Regions from separate parts of the Homo sapiens genome. Here region 1 is linked to region 2. A link is an interaction called in ENCODE POLR2A ChIA-PET data of the cell type or tissue named here. Cell type or tissue: PC-9. All regions are shown on one strand. Links, peaks and the distances in the headings refer to the core of each region. The heading gives the core; the rest is flanking DNA.

Region 1 (4,979 bases), core at 663-4,662, 740 kb after region 2:
TTGGTGCTAATCAAGGTAAACATAATAGCAAGTTGTGCCACCCTCATAAACATCGTGACAAGTTTGTAAAATAGAGCTAACACTTTATTGCAGCAATTTCAAAGAGAAGAATTACATGAAATATGATGATGCTAAGATGAGCTAAAATTCCAAAGAAAGGATCTTCTCTAAGCAAACTAACCTTTCTTTTAATTATATCTCAAGAAAGAAGCTGAGTATAAACGAAAAGCACATTTGTCAACAATTCACTCATTCAGTTACCATGTATGCCACTAACTACAATCCAGAAAGATTTATGATTGTGCCAAAACAAGATGATGAGGTTCTATACCCAGAATGTAGATTAATGTTAGAAGGATGACTCAGGACTTATGGCATCAGTCTGATAGACGTTGAACCTTTCTTTCTTTCTTTCTTTCTTTCTTTCTTTTTTTCATCTCTGTGAGTTCTTCAACTACAGGACAGAATGCCAACTCAGGAAGATAATTCAGTAAACACAGCCACCTTTGACTACAGACTATTTTTTATCCAAGATGTATTTCCATGTAGCAAAGTAAATTTAGCAAATGAAAATATAGTCTTGACTTGCTATGGATGTCCCCTATCTCTGCCAAAAATGACAAGCTGCTTGCTCAAAAGCTGTCACTAATTAGCAGCTGCTGCTGTAAAGAAAACCAAAGTAAGTGCCAATAAAAGCATATTGAACTCAAAGAGGGCCCTATGACAAGAGATGGGAAATGCAAGAATCTATTTGTGACTAGTAAACTTACATAAATACTAGCAATCTAAATTTGGGAGATGTAGGGGCAGGGCAATAATGGCAATACATATCCATTCATATTTAAACAGGAAGGACTGAAAGAGTCTCCTAACATCCTGAAAGTCAGAAATACCAAGGTATTGGTGTTGCTGAATTCCATCACAACCATTTCCACCTTTCCAATAGGAGCCAGTCTTGGTTTTGGATGATGATGATTATTTTTAGAGACAGGGTCTTGTTCTGTGGCCCAGACTGGAGAGCAGTGGCATGAACACAACTCATTGCAGCCTGTGACTCCTGGCCTCAAGTCATCTTGCCACCTTTGCCTCCCAAAGTGCTGGGATTACAGGCGTGAGTCACCGCGCCTGGCCTGGTTTTGGATAATTTCTCATTGTCAATACTTCTGTCTCTGGCACTTTAACAACTGCATTTGTAGACATTGTAAAAATAAATTTTAAAAATAACTTTCATATTCTATGGGCTTCGGCCTAAACTCTGATGGTTCCGAATCTACCTGTTGACCCCTCATGTTATAGGTTGAAACTATGAAGTCAAGCAGAAGTGATCTGCCCAATGTAAATGAGCACAGATACAGTGGTAGAAAATCACTTTACTAGCCCTATTTCAAGAGGCTCTAAAGGAGTCCACAACATCCCAGCACTTTGGGATGCTGAGGCAGGAGGATCACTTGAGGCCAGGAGTTCAAGACCAGCCTGGGCAACACAGCAAGACCTCATCTCTACAAAATAAAAATTAAAAAATTAGCCAGGCGTGCTGGTATGTACCTGTAATCCTAGCTACTCAGAAGGCTGAGGTGGGAGGATGGCTTGAGCCCAGGAGTTTGAGGCTACAGTGAGCCATGACTGCACCACTGCACTCTGTCTCTTAAAAAATAATAATAATAAAGTAGTCTACAGCCCAAGATCCTGCTTTAAAGCTAAATTCCATAGATTACTTTTCAAATCATCCTTCGAAGCTGTCCTCTCTTTGTTCCTATCAGTCAGAACTCCCAGTATATTTCTCTTTTTCCTCAACAAGTTAGTTTCTGTCCTTAAAAAAAAAAAAATTAAGAATATTTCCCCTTCATTTTGGTTCTCTTACTCTCTTTTTCTCTCTCCCTCCAGGTGAACTGCTAGAGAGCTATGATTGTTTCATCTATATTTGGACCCCTAGGGTCAGGCTGTGTCTTCAGCAACTACTCAGAAAAATGAGAATGAAAAAGAAAGAAAAAAGGAAGAAAGAGAGAGAGGGAAGGACAAACTGGAAGGGAAGGGAAGGAAAAGTAGGGAGAAAGGAAGATGTAATGAGAATAGAAAATTTTTAAAAATGGAAAAAAAAAGAAGGTCGGTGCGGTGGCTCATGCCTGTAATCCCAACACTTTGGGAGGCCTAGGCAGGCGGATCACGAGGTCAGGAGATTGAGACCATCCTGGCCAACATGGTGAAACCCTGTCTCTACAAAAAATACAAAAATTAGCTGGGTGTGGTGGCATGCGCCTGTAGTCCCAGCTACTTGGGAGGCTGAGGCAGGAGAACCACTTGAACCCAGGAGGCAGAGGTTGCAGGGAGCCGAGATCGTGCCACTGCACTCCAGCCTGGCAATGGAGCGAGACTCCGTCTAAAAAAAAAAAAGTTTCTTAACTGTCGTTTCTTAATGACACGCAATCAGAACCTCCCCTGCAGCTGAGGTCCCCTGTGGAGAGTATGTCTCATTGTCTGTATAAACAATTACAACAATGTACCTGTAATTTTCCAGTTCATAATCAGGCTGTAAGAATGAGAACAATTTGTTTTATGAAACATGGAGAAAGACTAATCTTTGCTATTACTCTCAGTGCAGGTTTATCAGCAAGACTTGGAGTAGATAAGCCACAGGCATACAGATGAGGAATCACATTTTGAAAGCTTTAATAACTCCCTAGTGGTATGCAACAAGCTGCTGAATTAACTTGTCTTTGCATACTCATTGCACATGCATCACTGGCCAGGTCTAGGTACAAAGCAAAAACTAAACAATCAAAGGAAAGAAAAACTGTGAAGTCTCCAACCAAAAGAATTATGTTGCAAAAAAAGGAATAAACACAAAGGGGCAGATAGTGTATGATTCCACTGATATAAGATGCCTGGAGTAGTCAAACTCATAGAGACAGAAAGAATGAATGGCGGTTGTCAGAGCCTGCGGGGAGGGGCAAATGGAGAGTTTTATTCTCATTACTGTTTAATGAATACAGGATTTTAGTTTAGGATGAAAAAATTCTGGAGATGGACCAGGTGCTGACGGTCACACAACAATGTGAATGTGCTTAATGCCACGGAACTGTACTTTAAAACAGTGAAAATGGCCGGGCACAGCGGCTCGCGCCTGTAATCCCAGCACTTTGGGAGGCCGAGGGCGGTTCACCTAAGGTCAGGAGTTCCAGACCACCCTGGTTAACATGGTGAAACCCCACCTCTACTAAAAATACCAAAATTAGCCAGGCATGGTGGCGTGCACCTGTAATCCCAGCTACTCAGGAGGCTGAGGCAGGAGAATTGCTTGAATCCAGGAGGTGAAGGTTGCAATGAGCTAACCTCCAGCCTGGGTGACACAGAGAAACTCCATCTCAAAATAAAAGGTTAAAAATGGTAAATTTTATGATATATATACGTAACTCCACAATCTTTAAAATGGGGTTAAAAAACCAGTTTTTGCCTAATAAACTCACATTTTTTCTATCTTTAATGCTGAAATCCAAAGGAAACAAAGAGATATTTGCTGTCTCCTCTCTCTTCTCCCCCATCCCCCCAACTTTTTTTGAGACAGCGTCTCACTCTGTGGCCCAGGCTGGTCTCTAACTCATGGGCTCAAGTGACCCTCCTGGCTCAGCCTCCCATAGTACTGGGATTATAGGCATGAGCCACTGCACCCAGCCCCCTCTCTTTTCTTTCTTCCACAGTAAAAGGCACACTTTCAGTCCTTCTGAGGGTTGAAGTTCTCTGGATACACCTGCTGTATTGAGATTAAAGGGGAATACAATAGTCTTTCCTTATCTGAGATTTTGTTTTCTATGGTTTCTGTTACCCACAGTACAGCATAGTAAGATACAGTATTTTAAGATAGACTACATTCGGCCAGGCACAGTGGCTCACGCCTGTAATCCCAGCATTTTGGGAGGCTGAGGCGAGCAGGTCACGAGGTTAGGAGATCGAGACCATCCTGGCTAACATGGTGAAACCCCGTCTCTACTAAACAAAATACAAAAAATTAGCCGGGTGTGGTGGCAGATGCCTGTAGTCCCAGCTACTGGGGAGGCTGAGGCAGGAGAATGGCATGAACCCAGGAAGCAGAGCGTGCAGTGAACGGAGATTGCGCCACTGCACTCCAGCCTGGGTGACAGAGCGAGACTCTGTCTCAAAAAAAAAAAAAAAAAAAAAAAAAAAGACTACATACTTGTTCTATTTTATTATCATTGTTCTTAATCTCTTACTGTGCCTAATTTATAAATTGAACTTTATCATAATTATATATGCATAGGAAAAAACAATATATATATGTAGGGTTCAGTATTACCTGAGGTTTCAGGCATCCCTTGGGATAAGGCAGGACTACTATACTTATTTAACAGATACTTATTGAGTAACTATTACATGTTGGGCTCTGTTCTAGGTACTAAGAATGTGGCAGTGAACAAAACAGACATGCTTTATGTAACTTAGATTCTGGTATGTAATATTAAATACTTTAAAGTTTAAATAAATAATTGTGCCCCTGCTACACTTTCTAGTTTTTGTTTTTATTCTTCTTCTCTTTATTTCTGTTGGGAGAAAACAGATACCACCTGACAATTGAATCTTACAGGTCAATGACAAAGTCTGTGTGTTCAAACCAGTATCTGGGAAGAAGTTTTAAAAGCACCTCCACAACATCAAACAGGGGGATTACTGGCTTTTGTGAAGTCTTGGTGATGCAAAAGCAATTTCTGATAAAACCAGAACATCTGTTCATCCCTGCTGAAAGCCTATCATCTTTATGGAGCTATTGTATGTGCAAAACAAATCGGGTCCAATCAAGGATTCCACAGTTAAGATCATTTCAGTGTGGCATTATTCCAGCTTTGGTCCAGGACATACAGTTTTATTTACAGGATAACTTTCATGATTGCCACAATCAAATCAAATCCTTTGTCTTTCAAAGGTGATTTGCAGATTCAATCTTCACAAAGCACTAAAAATATAGAGCA
Region 2 (4,979 bases), core at 633-4,632:
GCTGCTACCACCACCTCCTGAAGAGGCTAGAGAGAGAAGGAGTAGGCTTTAGAGTGGGGGAACCTCCCCGCTCTGCCACGGTGGCCAGGACCTTGGCGGGGCTCTGGGAAAACTAGACAGCACCCCTGAGAATGGCCACTGGCCAATCCCTCAAGAGCTGCCAGAGATCTGGTGTTGAATTCCTCATCACAGAGATGGGCAGTGGCAATGGCAGGTATGCCCGGCAGGGAGCAACAATGTCAGGGTTTTTCAAGCTGCACATGAAGGGGGATGAATTGTGGGCATCTTAGCGGAAGTGTATGAAGATGGGGCCTGGGGGAGAGACATGCCCTGAATGAAGCCTACTCAACCTGGAAGTTTCTCAATAAATCACCAGCTGCAATCTCACCTGGGGCTGACAGAAGTTCCCACTGGGGAAGAGGCATCTAATGAATGGGAATGTTCCCACCTAATGGGATGTTTGGGCTCTTTCTCCTTCCTCCCTATTCCGAAGGGGGTGGTGGCTTCAACATCTCCCCTCCCCACCCCACACCAGAAGAGTAAAGCCTTCCTACCTTCCCTGATGGCAATGCCAGCCATCCTGAAAGAAAGAGGGAAGCTGATTTAAGCAAAGGGCACAAGCTCAAGTGTCCGTAAGGGAAGCTCATGTAGATAGCTATGCAGTGTTCTTCAGACCCTACACCACCACCACCCACACATCTGACTCCTCTAGGGGTGGGACATCCTGCTAGCCCATCCAGGCCTGCTATCCCCAAGTAGACAGATTTTGTTTTGTTTTGTTTTGTTTTTTGAGACGGAATCTCACTCTGTCGCCCAGGCTGGAGTGCAGTGGCACGATCTCAGCCCACTGAAACCTCCGCCTCCCGGGTTCAAGTGATTCTTGTGCCTCAGCCTCCCGAGTAGCTGGGATTACAGGCACCCGCCACCACGCCCAGCTAATTTTTGTATTTTTAGTAGAGACGGGGTTTCACCATATTGGCCATGCTGGTCTCGAACTCCTGACCTCAAGTGATCCACCCGCCTTGGACTCCCAAAGTGCTGGGATTACAGGCATGAGCCACTGAGCTGGTCAAGATTCTGAACTACAAGAATACCCATCTATCTCATGCAGAGAATGGAATGAGCACTAGATCTTAACTACCACTAGCCCAGCCTCTATCATTTACAGAAGAAACACGGATCCAGAGAGAGGAAGTGACCTGTCCCAGGTAACAGCCAAGGACCAGAGTGAGGAGTCCAGATCCTCCCTCCTTGCTCAGTTCTCTTTTCACAGTCCCTCAAGGCTGCTTAGGGACACCCTGCCATTCCCTTAGGATGACCCTGCACCCTAGCCACAAGCAGCCCTCATCACTCCTTCCCCTGTGCCCAGGCGCCTACTTGGCATCCTGGCCCTCGAGCAGGCTGCGGTAAGTAGCGATCTCCTGCTCCAGCCGTGTCTTTATGTCAAGCAGCATCTTGTACTCCTGGTTCTGAGCCTCCATCTCGCATCGGAGCTCACTCAGCTGGGCCTCCAGGCCACCAATGAGCCCCTGGATCTGCTGCAGCTGCGTGGCATAGCGGCACTCTGTCTCGGCCAGTGAGTTCTCCAGCCCAGCTTTCTGGGGGAGTGACAGATGCATAGACACATCAGGCTAGAAAGGAAGCCACTGAGGGCAAGCAGGGAGGGGGCACTGAATGGAGTTCAGGGAACCACCTCTTGAGGGGGCTTGAGAACTCCAAGGCTTAAATAGCCAGGAAGAGTGGGAGCTTCTACCACCCGAGAGGCTGGGATGGGGCGCGAGTGGCCGTACCATGCTGAGCTGGGACTGCAGCTCGATCTCCAGCTCCTGCATCGTGCGTCTCAGGTCTGTGATCTCCGTCTTGCTGGTCTGGATCATTTCTGTGTTGGAGGCCACCTCTTTGTTCAGCTCCTCAGTCTGTAGGTCATGCACAACAGAAGTGAGCCCCGGGGCCTCCTCGGAGACTCAGGGACCTGGGGCAGGAAGGGCAGGGCAGGATATAAGGCCCACCTTGCTGAAGAACCAGGCCTCGACATCCCGGCGGTTCTTCTCCGCCATGGCCTCGTACTGCTCCCTCATCTCTGCCAGCACACGGGTCAGGTCCACACCCGGTGCTGCGTCCATCTCCACATTGACCTGGCCGGCCAGCTGGCTGCTGAACTCCTTCATCTCCTGCAGGATGGGAGGGACCCACTTAGAGACGGAGAGCAGAAGAGAGACCTGAGAGTCTGGCGTCACACATGCCAATCCTGGCTCTGCCCGTAACACACCCCAACCGCTGTTCCCCATTGCACATGAAGAGGTTTGGTCACATGGACCCCTCAGCTCTAAGGAGTTCTCTGCTGCTCTAGGTCCTACCAAGGGAGGACCCCGAGACTGTAGGGCCCTGATGTGAGCTCACAAAGCCAATCAGGAAGTCAACCATTCATACGGGCCACCTGGGCTGGCTGTGGGCCTGGGCTACCAGACACTGCCCCTTCCTCTCCATGAGGACACCTGGTTTTGTGGGGTAGGTGTGTTTCTGAACCACTAAGCCCCAGGCCAACTATGAGGAAGTACCAACAGCCCCACTCTGCCTCCCACTGACTTAATCTCGTGAAAATCTGGGAGGGCTTCCTGGAGCCACTGTCTTTCCCTCTGGGCAATTTAAGTGAGTTTTGGGAAGAGGTTCCCCACCTCTCTCGGGTTCAGGGGTGATGGGGGCCAGCTCTCACCTCTTCGTGGTTCTTCTTCAGGTAGGCTAGCTCCTCATTCAGGCCCTCGATCTGCATCTCCAGGTCAGTCCTGGCCAGGGTCAGCTCATCCAGGACTCGGCGCAAGCCGTTGATGTCAGCCTCAACGCCCTGGCGCAGGGCCAGCTCATTCTCATACCTGAGGAGAGGGAGGCCAAAGAAGGAAGTGGGAGGGGTCTTGGCTGCCTGAGTCAGAGCCAGGAGAAGGCCAAGTAAAGTGGGCAATGCAGGAAGAGGAGAGAGACGGGGGAGCGCACTTGAGCCTGAAGTCGTCCGCAGCCAGCCTGGCATTGTCGATCTCCAGGATGACCCGGGAGTTGTCGATGGTGGTGGCCATGATCTGCAGGAGACAGAGTCGGTGTCTAGAGGACTCCTCTCTCTCCCCTGCTGCTCTCTGCTCTGCACCCAAGGCCAGCCCCTCATTGAAAATCACCCCTCACTGACAATCACCCCTCTGACACCACCAACAAAAATCTGTACGGCTTCTGGGGTGGGCAAAGTCCAGCCTCACTTTCAGTGTCCATTTCTTGTTTTGTCCCATCCAGCCTCCTTGAGACACCTGAGGAGCTGCCTTCCTTATCTCCAGGGCACGAAAGACCAAGGAGGCAGTATTGCCTGTGGGAATTGGTTGCCCAGGAGAGTGGGGCAGTGGGGTGCAGCCAGCTCTGACAATAGCTCTCTCAGAGACACTCCACCAGCCCCACTGTGGACAACTCATGGTCACTGCCTCCTGCACACCTTGGACACAGCCATGGATCTACAGAACATTCCAGCCAGTAGCAACCTGGAGGGCAGTTAAGAAGGCATTTTACGAATGAGGAACCCAGTCTTAGGGAGTAAAATGGTGAGTGAGTGGGTGGCAGAATGTGTAATGAGTTCCCAGGTCTCCTAAGACCCAACAGTACTTTTGGCACAAAAGACCTCTTTATAGGAAAAGACAAGAGGTTCTAGCATCTGGAACTCATGAGGCCACACTCCAATCCCATTCTTGCAAAAGAGGTAAAGGAATACTTTATGCAGAAGCCTGCAGGGTGCATGAGGTAGGGAGGGCGAGTTGCTCTTTTTTTTTAATTATTTTTATTTAATTAGATACAGGTTCCACTCTGTCACCTAGGCCGGAGTGCAGTGGCACAGTCATAGCTCACTGCAGCCTCTAAATCCTGGACACGAGCAATCCTATCACCTTGGCCCCCCAAAGCACTGGGATTACAGGTGTGAGCTACTGCCTCTGGCTCTTTATAATTGCCCCCACCTGTGCCCCTGTTGGTCCTAACCAGATTCCCAAGACCCCTCTCTCCCTCCCCCAGCACCACCAAGTTGAGAAGATGTGCACTGGCCTCTGCACCTGGACAGCAGGTGCATTCCAAATTTGCTGAGATTACATACCAGACAGTCATTGCCTGGGCAGGAAAGGATTTCCTTGAGTCAGCAGTAACACTGACATTAGAGCTGTGTACAGGGTACCAGCCACCTGCTCCCCTCTCTTTGACATCCGAGGACTCACCTTGTCCCGGAGCTCTTCAATGGTCTTGAAGTATTGGCTGTAGTCGCATTCTGGGCTGGTTGGGGTCTGCTTCTGGTACCAGTCATGGATCTTCACCTCCAGGTCAGCATTGGCCTCCTCCAGGGCACGTACCTTGTCCAGGTAGGAGGCCAGGCGGTCATTGAGGTTCTGCATGGTAATTTTCTCATTGCCAGAGAGGAGACCACCATCGCCACCACCAAAGCCACCACCAAAACCCCCACCAACGCCCCCTCCAAAGCCTCCACCGAAAACACTACCAGCCCCTCCACCAAAGCCACAGACCCTCATGCCACCCCCATATCCTCCTCCTGACCCTGAAGAGACAAACCTAGCAGAAGAAGCTGAGATACTTCGGCTTCCACCTCCCCCAGAGAGACTCCCCCCACCAAAGCCACCTCCCCCAGCCAGGAGGGAACCCCCTCGGGTTGAGCCACCCCCAAAGGTGGAGGAAGAAGTTTGCAGAAATGTGGTGGTCATGGCCAGGTAGCTGGAGCCCGTGAGTTCTCAGCAAACCCAAGAGATGCTGGCAGGAGGTACCAGGCCAGGCTGCACGCTGGGGCTCCTTATATACCCTTCAGAGGGTGTTGTGGGACCTCGTCTCCTCCCCTAAAGCAAAGCCAACTCCTTCTGCCTTCCTGACAAACACAGCTGCCTGCACACCTTGAGTGGGTCATGTGAAGTTTTTCTCTTCTATTTTTTTTTAATGCAACAAAAGAGATGATT

The links. ChIA-PET counts read pairs that join two places held together with the same protein. Peaks named below come from ENCODE experiments on the same cell type or tissue, not always from the same donor. Only the 100,000 strongest peaks of a DNase experiment are listed, where the experiment ranks them.
Region 1: POLR2A ChIA-PET joins it to region 2 with 10 read pairs; 1 of 35 experiments calls an interaction of 5 or more read pairs at or near these places.

The regions. Positions count from the first base shown.
Region 1 is chr17:42,252,710-42,257,688 of GRCh38, forward strand. All of the region lies in intron 1 of STAT5B (signal transducer and activator of transcription 5B), which reads right to left. Among named protein-coding and RNA genes, the nearest start is that of STAT5B, 21 kb to the right of the region's middle. In PC-9, for the core only: no CTCF peak of the experiment used is centred there; DNase peaks (open chromatin) are centred at 1,092 and 2,542; H3K27ac peaks cover 3,258 bases.
Region 2 is chr17:41,514,095-41,519,073 of GRCh38, forward strand. KRT15 (keratin 15) reads right to left here and starts at 4,796. Exons shown (of 8, transcript NM_002275.4): 1 at 4,236-4,796; 2 at 2,989-3,071; 3 at 2,714-2,870; 4 at 2,010-2,171; 5 at 1,791-1,916; 6 at 1,378-1,598; 7 at 555-580; 8 at 1-26. The coding sequence starts at 4,733. It overlaps MIR6510 (microRNA 6510), which reads right to left and starts at 3,123; the gene lies at 3,070-3,123. RefSeq lists an enhancer at 2,547-3,431. In PC-9, for the core only: no CTCF peak of the experiment used is centred there; no DNase peak of the experiment used is centred there; H3K4me3 peaks cover 1,153 bases; H3K27ac peaks cover 653 bases.